Linked DNA regions of Homo sapiens: region 2 is linked to region 1. A link is a contact called in ENCODE Hi-C or POLR2A ChIA-PET data. All regions are on one chromosome and are shown on one strand. Each heading gives the region's core, a stretch centred on a gene start or an enhancer-like site at or near the end of the contact. The rest is flanking DNA. Distances are from core to core; before and after follow the strand shown. Region 1 holds the start of AKR1C4 (aldo-keto reductase family 1 member C4). Region 2 has its middle 37 kb from the start of LINC02561.

The links. A loop is a pair of places that touch in the nucleus more often than their neighbours do. ChIA-PET counts read pairs that join two places held with the same protein, here RNA polymerase II (POLR2A). Pooled maps may share reads with other maps.
Region 2: a loop to region 1 is called in a map of Caco-2, with 4 times the contacts of the local background. The contact joins the enhancer-like site here to the promoter of AKR1C4 in region 1. A Hi-C loop is called at or near these places in 2 of 168 maps with a recorded cell type or tissue (Caco-2 and Calu3) and 1 of 50 pooled maps. POLR2A ChIA-PET finds 5 or more read pairs at or near these places in 2 of 52 experiments (Caco-2 and PC-9).

The regions. Positions count from the first base shown.
Region 1 is chr10:5,194,457-5,200,906 of GRCh38, reverse strand. AKR1C4 (aldo-keto reductase family 1 member C4) reads right to left here and starts at 4,070. Exons shown (of 9, transcript NM_001818.5): 1 at 3,956-4,070; 2 at 559-726. The coding sequence starts at 4,039. RefSeq lists a silencer at 731-954.
Region 2 is chr10:5,230,864-5,237,313 of GRCh38, reverse strand. No RefSeq gene overlaps it. Among named protein-coding and RNA genes, the nearest start is that of LINC02561, 37 kb to the left of the region's middle. Within about 2 kb of position 2,698, at least 3 of the 41 ENCODE cell types and tissues checked have a DNase peak (open chromatin) inside an H3K27ac peak, as active enhancers do.

The DNA.
Region 1 (6,450 bases), core at 2,821-5,320:
TTGAGGCCATTATTCTAAGTAAAGTAATTCAGGAATGGAAAACCAAACACTGTACATTCTCACTTATAAGTGGGAACTAAGCTACGAGGATGTATAGATATACAGATTATATAATGAACTTTCAAGACTCAGTGTGGGTTAGGTTGGGAGTGAGGTGAGGGATAAAAGCCTACATAGTGAGTACGATGTCCAGTGATCGCCTGACAGCTTCACTTAAATCTCAGAATCACCAGTGTAGAATTGATTCATGTAACCAAAATCCACTTGTACCCCAAAACCTGTTGAAATTAAAATATGAATTCATAAAATAATTATACTGATCTGAGCTGAGGCTCAAAACCTAAAGTAACTTTCAAGTAGTAAATTTGAACACAACAATGATGAGAAAGGCATCATCATTCTCTGCCTTTTATTTTAGCTTTAATACCTGAATATGTGTGAATAAATTGGAACTAATAAGCACAATTCACCCACAACTACTGAACCAGTTACAGAATTGTCATCTCCACACAATCCCATTAAACACATGTGCATACATGCTCATCATAGGCACAGTACCTTTGAAGTGTAGAATATGTCTTCTCTCTTCACACTGCCATCTGCAATCTTGCTTCGGATGGCCAGTCCAACCTGCTCCTCATTATTGTATAAATAAGCAGAATCAATATGGCGGAAGCCAGCTTCTATTGCTAATTTGGTGACCTCTACAGCTCTGTTCCTCGGAACCTGAAGGAGCAACGAAAGGTAGTATTTGGTGATCAATGTGCTTGAGAGGTAGTGAAACAGGAAAAGTTCCCTTGTCCTCACAGGGTGTGCAGTGGGGGTGTGGCTCGCTTCTTCAGGCCCCCGCTGCTCAGACCTCTAGGGGAGCATACAGATGGGGGCAGGTTGTGGGACTATGACCCGTTGACAGTGTCTAGGTGTGGATGTTTACAGCTCCTGAAGCCCCAGTGGGCATGTGTTACAGGGTGCTCTTTTAGTTTTGTTCTTTAAGTTTTGCCATCTACAGGCTTGTGTTAACCAGCTCAATTAGACCCTCTACCTTATGGCAAGGACAGAGGGCTTTCTGTATCCTGAGTTCTTGCTTTGGTTTACCGGAAGGATCGGATCACACCTGGGCTTGGTGAATGAGTGCAGGGTTTCATTGAGTGGAGGTAGCTTGGGGGGAAGTCAGAAGGGGATGGAGTAGGAACGTTTTCCCCTAGAGTCCGGCTGCTCAGCAGCCTGGACTGTCTTCTGACTGCCCCAGCCAAACTCAGCGTCATTCTGCTTCTGCCAGTAGGTGGCCCGCTGGCGTACTGGTGCCTTTCGGTGCATTTCTCTAGATGTCTAGCCACCTGTGTATTCCTCTGCCGATGTGATCCTCTCAAAGTCCACCCGGTTCTGTCTCTGCCTTGTTAGGATTTGGGGTTTTTATAGGCACAGGATGGGGGCATGGCAGGCCAGGGTGGTCTTGGGAAATGCAACTTTTGGGCAGGAAAACAAAAATGCCTGTCCTCACCTAGGTCCGAGGCGGTGGAGCCGTAGCCAGGGACCACGTCCTCCTCTAGCCAGCACTTCCCTTCCCGCTTTCTGTATCATTTAAAGGGACCACGCTCTTCCCTTCCCAGCACATCCCTATCAGTAGTTCAGGCACCAGCACTGACCTTCACAAAAATCACATTATCCTCGTGTCTTGGGTTGGTTCTATATGTGGGGTGATAAACCCATCCCAATTTGCTGAAGTCTTTCCTGGTTAGTAATAAAGATTGGGTATCCCTGGACCTCTTCAGTCCCAGGCAGTTACTGGTTAATCACTAGCATGGAGTTTCCCAACAACAACCTCAGATTCAGTCATTTGTTAGAAAAATTAACAAGACTCAACTTATAAATAGTTATTATTATTTGAGACAGAGTCTCACTCTGTCACCCAGGCTGGTGTGAAGTGGGACAATCTTGGCTCACTACAAAATCTGCCCCCACCCCCACCTTCTTTACCTTGGGCTCAAGTGATCCTCCCACCTTGGCCTCCCAAATAGCTAGGACCACAGACAGGCATGATAATGCCTGGTTAAGTTTTTGTATTTTTGGTAGAGATGGGATTTCCTATGTTACCCAGGCTCAAACTCCGGAGCTCAAGGGATCCACCTGCCTTGGCCTACCAAAGTTCTGGGATTACAGGCATGAGTCACTGCATACACACTCCTAATTATTTTTAATATAGTGAAATTAACACATGGAAAAAGGCACATGGAAGAAATTATGGTAAGAATACGGTGTAAGTTCCTATGATTCGTCTCTCAGTGATGTTTCAGGAAACACACTGACTTCCTCCAGCATCACATTTTGGCAACATAGGGGAAATGTTGACTACAAGGGATGCTATTTGGAGACTCAATTCCCAAGATTTTAACTGGGTGCTGGTTAAATTGACCCAGTCTGTATAGCACACACCAAACTTCCGGTCTTGTAAAGAAAGCAGGTATACAGAAACCCCACACTTTGTACAACCAGTTAATTATAGATGCTACCCTTATCAGTTAGGAAGGGGTGAGAAATTCAACTTCTCAGATACCAGCCAGGCTCCAACTTTGAAAACAGGCGCATCTACGGGTGGCAGTCTATTGTGTTAACTCCTTTCTACACAGCCATTAGCCATTCTGTGTGCATGACAGAACTAAATACTAGGAGTAAAGACATACATTCCAAGGATGTAGATTTATACCTAAGAAATTAACTGCGACCTGTGAGAGATTAGTAAGGTACGCTTTATCCCTAAAAAATAAGACCAACTCTTTTAGAAACGATATAATTTCAGTGAAATTTAAAATTATTGACTTATCTACCAAATTTGGATAAAGATTTGAAAGGTATATTTTTTAAATGACAAAACCGTAAATGAAACAATTTTCTATTTTAATATAAGCTTTTCTGAAGCTTTCTTTTTCTAGTGAAATTAAAAGGAACTAGATGCCAGGTTGCACTACCTTCCCCTGATGCCAACCCTGATCCTCTGTTTGCTGTGCAGGCACTCAAGGTTTACCAAGGCTAGAGCTTCCGTGTTGTGCTTTTCCTTACTTCTCCTTCATGCCAATTTGCATTACAAAGTGAACCACTCCTGTCGATGGTCTTCAAGGTGTTTCTCTGTAAATTCTTACAACGTATAGTTGATCAAATTTAGACAAAAATTTTATGTGACTACTCCTTATTAACACACTTAGTAGTCTTGGAATACAAGTTTTCTTCCAGTGTAGAAATAGCTCAGTCTAGAAAAAATGTCTCCATTTTGCCCACTTCCGTGTCAGAGGGCCACCCCTATCATTTTGATACAAATCTGATGCATATTAACACGGACCAAAAATTTAAAATTTTTCTTGTGAGGTTCTAGGTTTTCCTTAGAATAAAGTTATTTTTCCTTTCAGATAATTTTCCTAGAGGTGAGAGTTGTGCAGGGCATTGTATTAAGTCCAGGACCAGTATTACTGTGTCATGCTCAAGACCACGCGGCAGCTCAGCAGTACTCTCCCAACAGTTTTCATACACCCCATCTTTAGGTGCTGTTACCACAAATGTTTCTTTTGATCACGTCTAGTAGAAGAATAAAAGATTTCTTCAACCACAGAAATAAATGGAGAAACCATTCTCACTGCAGTCATCTCCTAGAAAGGGAACTGCCAGGCAGTGTTCTTCACTGTTGAGTTTTATATATTCTGCCAAGCTGGGCAATACACAGAAACAGCATATAAAAACAGTGTATAAAATAAAAATAAGCAGTAAATTACCATATGACAGACCTCAGTGCAAAACAAACATTGACTACCTTTTCTCTTTGAACATAGAATAGCTCTAGCCCAGTAAGACAGACCACGTGAGTCACTCAGGGTAACAGAAACACAAAGCTGAACAACCCAGGTCATCGTTCACTTATTCTAGCTTTGCTCTTTTAAATGCTCAATGCTGAAAATGTGATTATTACCTCTGGAGGTGCATAGGTGCCAAATCCCAATACGGGCATGAAGTGACCATCATTTAGCTCTACACGCTGATATTTGGGATCCATTGCTTGCCACTTCTTTCACTAAGCAGATCCTGTTTCCTTCAGCAACATCTGGCATTTATATTCAGGGGTTATGTAAAACATGGGCAGGCAGTGCTGCACTGCTCCCTGGGGCTAATCAATGGCATGTAGGAGGAAGCAAGTGATGGTGTATTACACAGGCTGTGAGGAAAATTGAATCCAGTTCACTCGTTTCTTATCAAAGAGAATTTTTACATACATTATTATATAGTCAAAATATTTTTTTCTAAAGTGAAATTTTCTATTCAGAATCAATCAATCTCTCTCTCTGTCTGTCTGATAAACTCATCCAACAGGTTTATAGAATGATTGGTGATCATGTTAGACTATAAAATACCTCCAGCTACAAATCTTGTTTTTGTTCATGCCATGATGATATCCCATCTTTATCTTCTGTCATTTGAAATAATCAACCATCTTACATCTTTCTCTCAGACAGTATTCAAAAGAATGACCAGTGAGCATTTTTTTTTAGTGGTGACCCTCAATAAAGAAATTAAACAAAACCAAAGAAAATTTCTCTTTTTACGTTTTTCACCAACAAATTAATTTTGTTTCTTCTTTAATTGTAGTAGGAATATTCATTCCTGATGAAGGTGTGGTCCTGATGATGTGGCAATCCTGCAAAGGTTCAAAGGGAAAAGAAAACAGAAATTCTGACATGATGTTTATTGGAGTATTAATTATTAACAATGTTTGGACTTTGGACATCATTTGCAACATGCAAACAGTTCTTTAATAGTGTTTGTATCTTCCATCAGTTTTATAAGAAACCAGCAAAAGTAACTTCCCAAAAAGCTGATAACTATTTTATATAATTTGTGATCTTATTAAATGTTATAAAGAAAAAAGTAATTAAAATAAATTGGTGAATAATCCTCACATGGCATAATTTTACTTGTTTCTCCCATTGGAGGGCAGACTAGAACACGATGATTAGGCCGGGGGCAGTGGCTCACGCCTGTAACCCCAGCACTTTGGAAGGCCAAGGCGGTAGGTTTACTTGAGGTCAGGAGTTTGAGACCAATCAAGTGAAATCTTGTCTCTACGAAAAATACAAAAATTAGTCTGGAGTGGTAGTGGATACCTGTAATCCCAGTTACTCAGGAGGCTGAGGCAAGACAATTGCTTAAACTCAGGAGGCAGAGGTTGCAGTGAGCCAAGATTGGGTCACTGCACTCCAGCCTGGGCGACAGAGCAAGACTGTCTCAAAAAAAAAAAAAAAAACAAAAAACAAAAAACGAAGATGATTAACATCTGTGAAGAATCCATACCAATATCTGTTGTTGTCTGACATTTTAAGAATAGCCATTCTGACTGGTGTAAGATGATATCTCTATGTGCTTTTGATTTGCAACACCCTCTTTTCTTCTATTCACTTCTTCCTAAAAGGAACAATAAAAGAAAATAATTAGGTAAATTACTATACATTGAAGCAATGGAATATAATAGAGCCATTTAAAAATTTTCACACAGAGTGTCATCAGCAGGATGGTAGATTAGAAAGCTCTCAAATCTCCCATGGAATTATCAAAAAACAATCTGAAATGAACTAAAATAAACTCATTTATTTATAGAGTGGCTCAGTAGAGATGCAGGGTGACTATAGATGCACAGATGCCACTGGCAAGAGATTAGGGGGAAGAGACATACAATAGGCCATCTATGGCACTTAGGAGAAGCTGAGCTGTGAATTTTTGACATGATAAGGTATTCAAAACCATTGGGTATTTGGAGAAATCAAATAGGGCACACAGAGTCTAGGCAGATGCACGTTCAGAAAAGAACTGAGAAGACCTTAAGTTTTCATGTAGGGCTGATGTCGAGACTAAGAATATGCCAAGCATATTAGCTGATCATTGTCATGACACAGAATATATATAGATTATGAAATGTGGCTGTTTTTCAAATGTGCGATAAAAACAATAACAAAGCTACAAAGAAACAGGAAAACAGCGTTCATTATGAGGAAGAAAATAAACTGACAAACTGTGAAGAATTACAGGCATTGATATTAGTAAGGAAAGACTTTCGGATTTTTATTTCTTATTAAAGTCTTAAAAATTATTTTAGATTAAATAGGCACATGTGTAGGTTTGTTATATAGACACATTACATACTGGTGAGGTTTGGGCCTCTGGTGTACACATCACTTAAATAGTGAACATTGTACCCAATAGGAAGTTTTGTCATCTTTGCCCCTGTCTCCACCTTTCTCCCTTTTGAAGTACTTGATGTCTATTATTTCCATGTTTATGTCCGTGTGTACACATTGTTTAGCTTCCCCTTATAAATGAGAATATGTGGTATTTTGTTGTGCTTGTACGATAGTTTACTTAGAATAATATCCTTTAGTTCCATCCATGCTGCTGAAAAGGACTTAATTTCACTCT
Region 2 (6,450 bases), core at 1,449-3,948, 38 kb before region 1:
ACTATTATTGTGTGTGAGTCTAAGTCTCTTTGAAGGTCTCTAAGAACTTCTTTTATGAATCTGGGTGCTCCTGTATTGGGTGCATATATATTTAGGATAGTTAGTTCTTGTTGCATTGATCCCTTTACCACTATGTAATACCCTTATTTGTCTCTTTTTTGATTTTTATTGGTTTAAAGTCTCTTTTATCAGAGGCTATGATGGCAACCCCTGCTTTTTTTTTTTCTTTCCATTCGCTTGGTAAATATTCTTCCGTCTCTTTTATTTTGAGCCTATATATGTCTTTGCACTTGAGATGGGTCTCCTGATTACAGCACACTGATATGTCTGACTCTTTATCCAATTTGCCAGTCTCTGTCTTTCAATTGGGGCATTTAGCCTGTTTACATTTAGGGTTAATATTGTTATGTGTGAATTTGATCCTGTCATTATGATGCTAGCCCATTATTTTCCCCATTAGTTGATGCAGTTTCTTCATACTATTGGTGGTCTTTACAATCTGGTATGTTTTTGCAGTGGCTTGTACTGGTTTTTCCTTTCCATATTTAGTGCTTCCTTCAGGAGCTTTTGTAAGGTAGGCCTGGCAGTGACAAAATCTCTCAGCATTTGCTTCTCTGTAAACAATTTTATTTCTCCTTCACTTATGAAGTTTAGTTTGGCTGGATATGAAATTCTGGGTTGAAAACTCTTTAAGAATGTTGAATATTGGCCCCCACTCTCTTCTGGCTTGTAGGGTTTCTGCAGAGAGATCAGCTGTTAGTCTGATGGGCTTCCCTTTGTGGGTAACACGGCCTTTCTCTATGGCTGCCCTTAACTTTTTTTCCTTTGTTTCAACCTTGGTGAATCTGACGATTATGTCTCAGGGTTGTTCTTCTCGAGGGAGTATCTTTGTGGTGTTCTGTGTATTTCCTAAATTTGAATGTTGGCCTGTCTTGCTAGGTTGGGGACTCTTCTGGATAATATCCTGAAGGATGTTTTCCAACTTGTTTCCATTCTGCCTGTCACTTTCAGGTACACCAATCTAATGTAGGTTTGGTCTTTTCACATAATCCCCTATTTCTTGGAGGCTTTGTTCCTTTTCATTCTTTTTTTCTCTAATCTTGTCTTCACACTTTATTTCATTAAGTTGATCTTCAATCTGATATCCTTTCTTCTGCTTGATCAATTCAGCTATTGATACTTGTGTATGTTTCACGAAGTTCTCATGCTATGTTTTTCAACTCCATGAGGTCATTTATGATCTTCTCTAAACGTTTGTTCTAGTTAGCAATTCCTCTAACCTTTTTTCAAGGTTCTCAGCCTCCTTGAATTGGGTTAGAACGTGTTCCTTTTGCTTGGAGGAGTTTGCTATTAGCCACCTTCTGAAGACTACTTCTGTCAATTCGTCAAACTCATTCTCTGTCCAGTTTTGTTCACTTGCTGGTGTGGAGTTGTGCTCCTTTGGAGGAGAAAAGGTGTTTTGGTTTATGGAATTTTCAGCCTTTTTGCTGTGTTTTTTTTCTCATCTTTGTGGATTTATCTATCTTTGGTCTTTAATGCTGGTGACTTTTGGATGGGGTTTTTGTGTGGACGTCCTTTTTGTTGATGTTGATGCTATTCCTTTCTGTTTCAGTTTTCCTTCTAACAGTCAGGGCCCTCTGCTGCAGGTCTGCTGGAGGTCTACTGCAGACCCTGTTTGCCTGGGTATCACCAGCAGAGGCTGCAGAACAGTGAAGATTGCTGCCTGTTCCTTCCTCTGGAAGCTTCATCCCAAAGGGGCACCTGCCAGATGGCAGCCAGAGCTCTCCTGTATGAGGTGTCTGTTGGCCTCTGCTGGGAGGTGTCTCCCAGTCAGGAGGCATGGGAGTCAGGGACCCATTTGAGGCAGTCTGACCCTTAGTAGAGCTCAAGCACTGTGCTGGGAGATCTGCTCGCTTCAGAGCCGGCAGGCAGGAACTTTCAAGTCTGCTGAAACTGCACCTATAGCAGCCCCTTTTCCCAGGTTCTCTGTCTCCAGAGAGATGGGAGTTTTATCTATGAGCCCCTGACTGGGGCTGCTGCCTCTGAGATGCCCTGCCCAGAGAGGAGGAATCTAGAGAGGCAGTCTGGCTATAGTGGCTTTGCCAAGCTGTAGTGGGCTCTGCCCAGTTTGAACTTCCCAGTGGCTTTGTTTTACACTGAGGGGAAAACTGCCTACTCAAGCCTCAGTAATGGTGGATGCCCCTTCCTCCACCAAGGTCGAGCATCCCAGGTTGACTTCAGACTGCTGTTGTTGGCAGTGGGAATTTCAAGCCAGTGGATCTTAGCTTGCTGGGCTCTGGGGGGTGGGATCCACTGAGCTAGACCACTCAGCTCCCTGGCTTCAGCCCCCTTTCCAGGGGAGTGAACGGTTCAGTCTCGCTGGTATTCTAGACACCACTGGGGTATGAAAAAAACTGCAGCTAGCTCAGTGTCTGCCCAATTGGCTGCCCAGTTTTGTGCTTGAAACCCAGGGCCCTAGTGTCTTGGGCACCCGAGGGAATCTCCTGGTCTGTGGGTTGCAAAGACGGTGGGAAAAGTGTAGTATCTGGGCCAGAATGCACCATTCCTGAAGGTACAGTCCCTACCAGATTCCCTTGGCTAAGGGAGGGAGTTCCCAGACCCCTTGCACTTCCCAGGTGAGGCAACACCCCACCCTGCTTGCTTGCCCTCTGTGGGCTGTACCCACTGTCTAACAAGTCCCAGTGAGATGAGCCACGTACCTCAGTTGGAAATGCAGAAATCACCCGCCTTGTGTGTAGATCTTACTGGGAGCTGCAGACTGGAGCTGTTACTATTTGGCCATTTTGCCAGCCACCCTGGAAAAAAAAAAAACTTTTCTTGTGGCTACTGAAAATGAATTCCTCCTTTTACTCCAAAAGGAAAGTAGTTCTATTGCCTGCAACTCTCACTTGAAGACCACATAGCTTCAGCAAGGCAGCCTGCCTTCTCTTAATCCTCGCTCAAATATGATGACACACACTAACCCCAGCCATCTGTTGAAACACTTCCTCAAACACTCAGCACAGTGGTGTGTCAAGACAGGCTGCCAAGTCCAATTGCTCAATCACGATTACTTTTGCACTCACCTAATGCATAGTCAATGTGCAGTAAATATTTGAAGTAAATGAAACTGAGCTCTGAGCATGGCCACATTGGGTAGTTCTAAGTTATTTTCTGTTTTGTTCTCTGTGATTCTCCAAACTATCTTTAAATTCTTACTAAAAGTTACATCTGAAACTCGACTCCACTGTGGGAAATTGAAGGGCCAATATCACACTTGGAAAAGAATAACGAATACTTAGAAGCAGTGGTTTTACCACCATCATAAATTGATGTCCCCACCTATAGCTGTATTCCCAGCTAAATCTAGGCCTGGGACATTAAACCTCCACGAGGAAAGTGGTGCAATGATTCAGATACTGGTGTTTGCAAAGTGTTTTACATACAGAATTGTTAGAATTGTCTTTAGAAGATAGGTTTATCTAACATCTTGCATCTATTATATGTACTAATACCATTTTCTTATGGGGTCTCCTAGTTGACTTAAGTTACTTTTTCTTGCTCCCTGTATGTTGCTTTGTGGAAATGCTTTTCACTGGGAAAGGCAGTAGTTACCTAACCTTAAAGTTCAGCAATACTGGATTGCAGTTTTGACCCAGGGTAGACAACCAGTTTCTTATACCTTTGGACATATGATGGTCCAAAGGCAGATAAAAGAGCATAACAGTGTCAATCAATGTTCTTTTCAGTCCCCCGACCCAGTGGATATTGGAAGGTCTACAGAACTCTCATGTATTAACGACCTTGAGTCTTGAACTGTCCCATGGTCATATTTTCCACCAATGTAAATACTGGGACAAAAAGCAAGCTATAAAATGCAGAGATACAAGAGAAAAAAGGAGGATGTTTTTGAAGACAACTTGGAATTAAGTCTAATAATGTCTTGACCTTCCCATGTATGTAATCCAATAAACTATTTTATGTAATTCTGTCAAATTCAGCTTAATCAGAAATAGGACTTGCAAATATTTTCCTCATTCTGTGGGTTGCCTTCGGATTCTCTTTGTAGTTTCTTTTCACGCAAAGATGTTTCAATTTTTATGAAGTCCAATTTATCTGTCTTTTTTTCTCCTTTCATTGTGCTTTTTTTTGTCACTTGTGTTGATTTTCAGCAATTTTAGCCCTGTGGCTACAGGACGTAAGATTCTCCTTCCCAACAAACCCATGCATTGCTTGATCTGGGAATTTCACCCATGAGCTCATCCTTGTCTTTCCCTTAACACTGTCTGGCAACATTAGGTGCCACCAACCAACTAATTATATTCTTTAGTTTTTCCACTAATGTGAAAAAGTATCTCATGTAGAGTCACCAATTTCCTTGCCTCCTATGGGTCATTAAGTAGAGTATGATTGCAGATGTCTTGTACATCTCTATAAACAATTCAGGCCATGGACTATCATTGTTTTCTGTATTACTGAAAATAGTCCTCAGTGTTTTCAAGTCTAATCTTAGGGAGACAATCTAGAAACCCCACAACCAATCAACCAGTACAGAAAACTTATACTTAGATTCCTGTTCCTCTAGAACCACTCCTGTTACCAAAATCTATTAGTTAGGGTTCTCCTAAAAAACGGAACCAATTGTGTGTTGGTGTGTGTGTGTGTGTATGTATGTGTATGTGAGAGGGGATTTATCAGGAGCATTAGCTCATGTAATTATGGAGGCATATGGAGGCACCATATACCATTTACAAGCTGGAGAAGCAGGGAGCCAGTAGCATGGCTCAGTCCATATATGAAGCCTTGAGAGCCAGCAGAGCCAATACTTTATCTTTCAGCCTGAAGCTGAAAGCTTGAAGCCCGGGGAGCCACTTGTAGATGTCCTAGAGTTCAAAGACCACTGAAATTGGGGCTCTCATTTCAAAGGGGAGGAAAAAAGTGGTGTCCCAGCTCCATAAAAGAGAAAGAGACCAAATTCACCTTTCCTCTGCTATCTTCTGAGCCCTCAGCCAATAGGATTGTGCCTTCCCATAGTGGTGATGGTGGCACTTCCTTAGTTAATCATTAATTCAAATGCCAGTATCTTCCAGGATTATCCTCAGATACACCCCAAAATGATGCTTTACCATTTTGTAATGGTAGTCGAGGTACCATTTAATACATCCCAGTTGACACATAAAATGAACCATTACACGTGTTATATTTTTCATGATTTGACCCATTTATCAAAAAGGGATACCCCATTTTATTCTTTACTTTATTGTACTTTGCAGATATTACATTTTTTTTTTTTTAACAAATTCAAGATTAGTGACATCCCTTTTGAGCAAGTCCACGGGTGCATTTTTCCAACAGCACATGCTCACTTCATGTCCTTGGGTCAAATTTTGGTAATTCTTAAGATATTTCATACTTTATTATTTTACCTGTTTTACTGGTCTGTCATCAGTGATCTTTGATGTTATTATAATTGTTTTTGGGAGCCATGAACTGTGACCAGATAACATGGCGAACATTCGATAAATGTTTTCTGAATGTTCCACCAACTGGTTGTTTCCTAGTCTCTCTCCTTCTCAGCACCAACCCTCCCCTGTTCCCTGAGAAACAACAACATTGAAATTAGGCAAATTAGTAATCCTACAATGGCCTCTAGGTGTTCAAGTGAAAGGAAGAATTGCACATCTCTAACTTGAAAACAAATGATTAAGCTTACTGAGGAAGGCATGTTGAAAGCTAAGATAGGCTGGAAGCTAGGTCTGTTGAACTAACTTTTTGAGGCAGTCTCGCTCTGTCACCCAGGCTGGAGTGCAGTGGCACGATCTTGGCTCACTGCAACCTCCACCTCCTGGGTTCAAGCGATTCTCCTGCCTCAGCCTCTTGAGTAGCTGGGATTACAGGCATGCACCACCACGCCTGGCTAATTTTTGTATTTTTAGTAGAGACAGGGTTTCACCATGTTGGTCAGGCTGGTCTCAAACTCCTGACCTTGTGATCTGCCCGCCTCAGCTTCACAAAGTGCTGGGATTACAGGTGTCAGCCACCACATCCAGCGTGTTGCACTAATTTTTAGCCAAATCATGAATGCAAAGGAAACGTTCTTAAATTCAAATACTACCGCAGTAAATACACAAATGATTAGAAAGCAACAAAACAGCCTTATTGCTGATATGGAGAAAGTTTTGACAGTGTGGGTCCACCAGCCACAACATTCTCTTCCACCAAAGCCTAGTCTGGAGCAAACCCTAACTCTTCTAGTCCAGGAAGGTTGATAGAGATGAGGAAGCTGCAGAGGAAAACATGGGATCTACCAGAGATTGGTTTGAGATTGAAGGAAAGACACCATCTCTATAACAAATGCTACGTGAAGCAGCAAGTGGTGCTGGAAAAGCTGTAGCAAGTTATCCAGACTTACCAAGATCATTAATGAAGGTAGCTACACTATAGATTTTC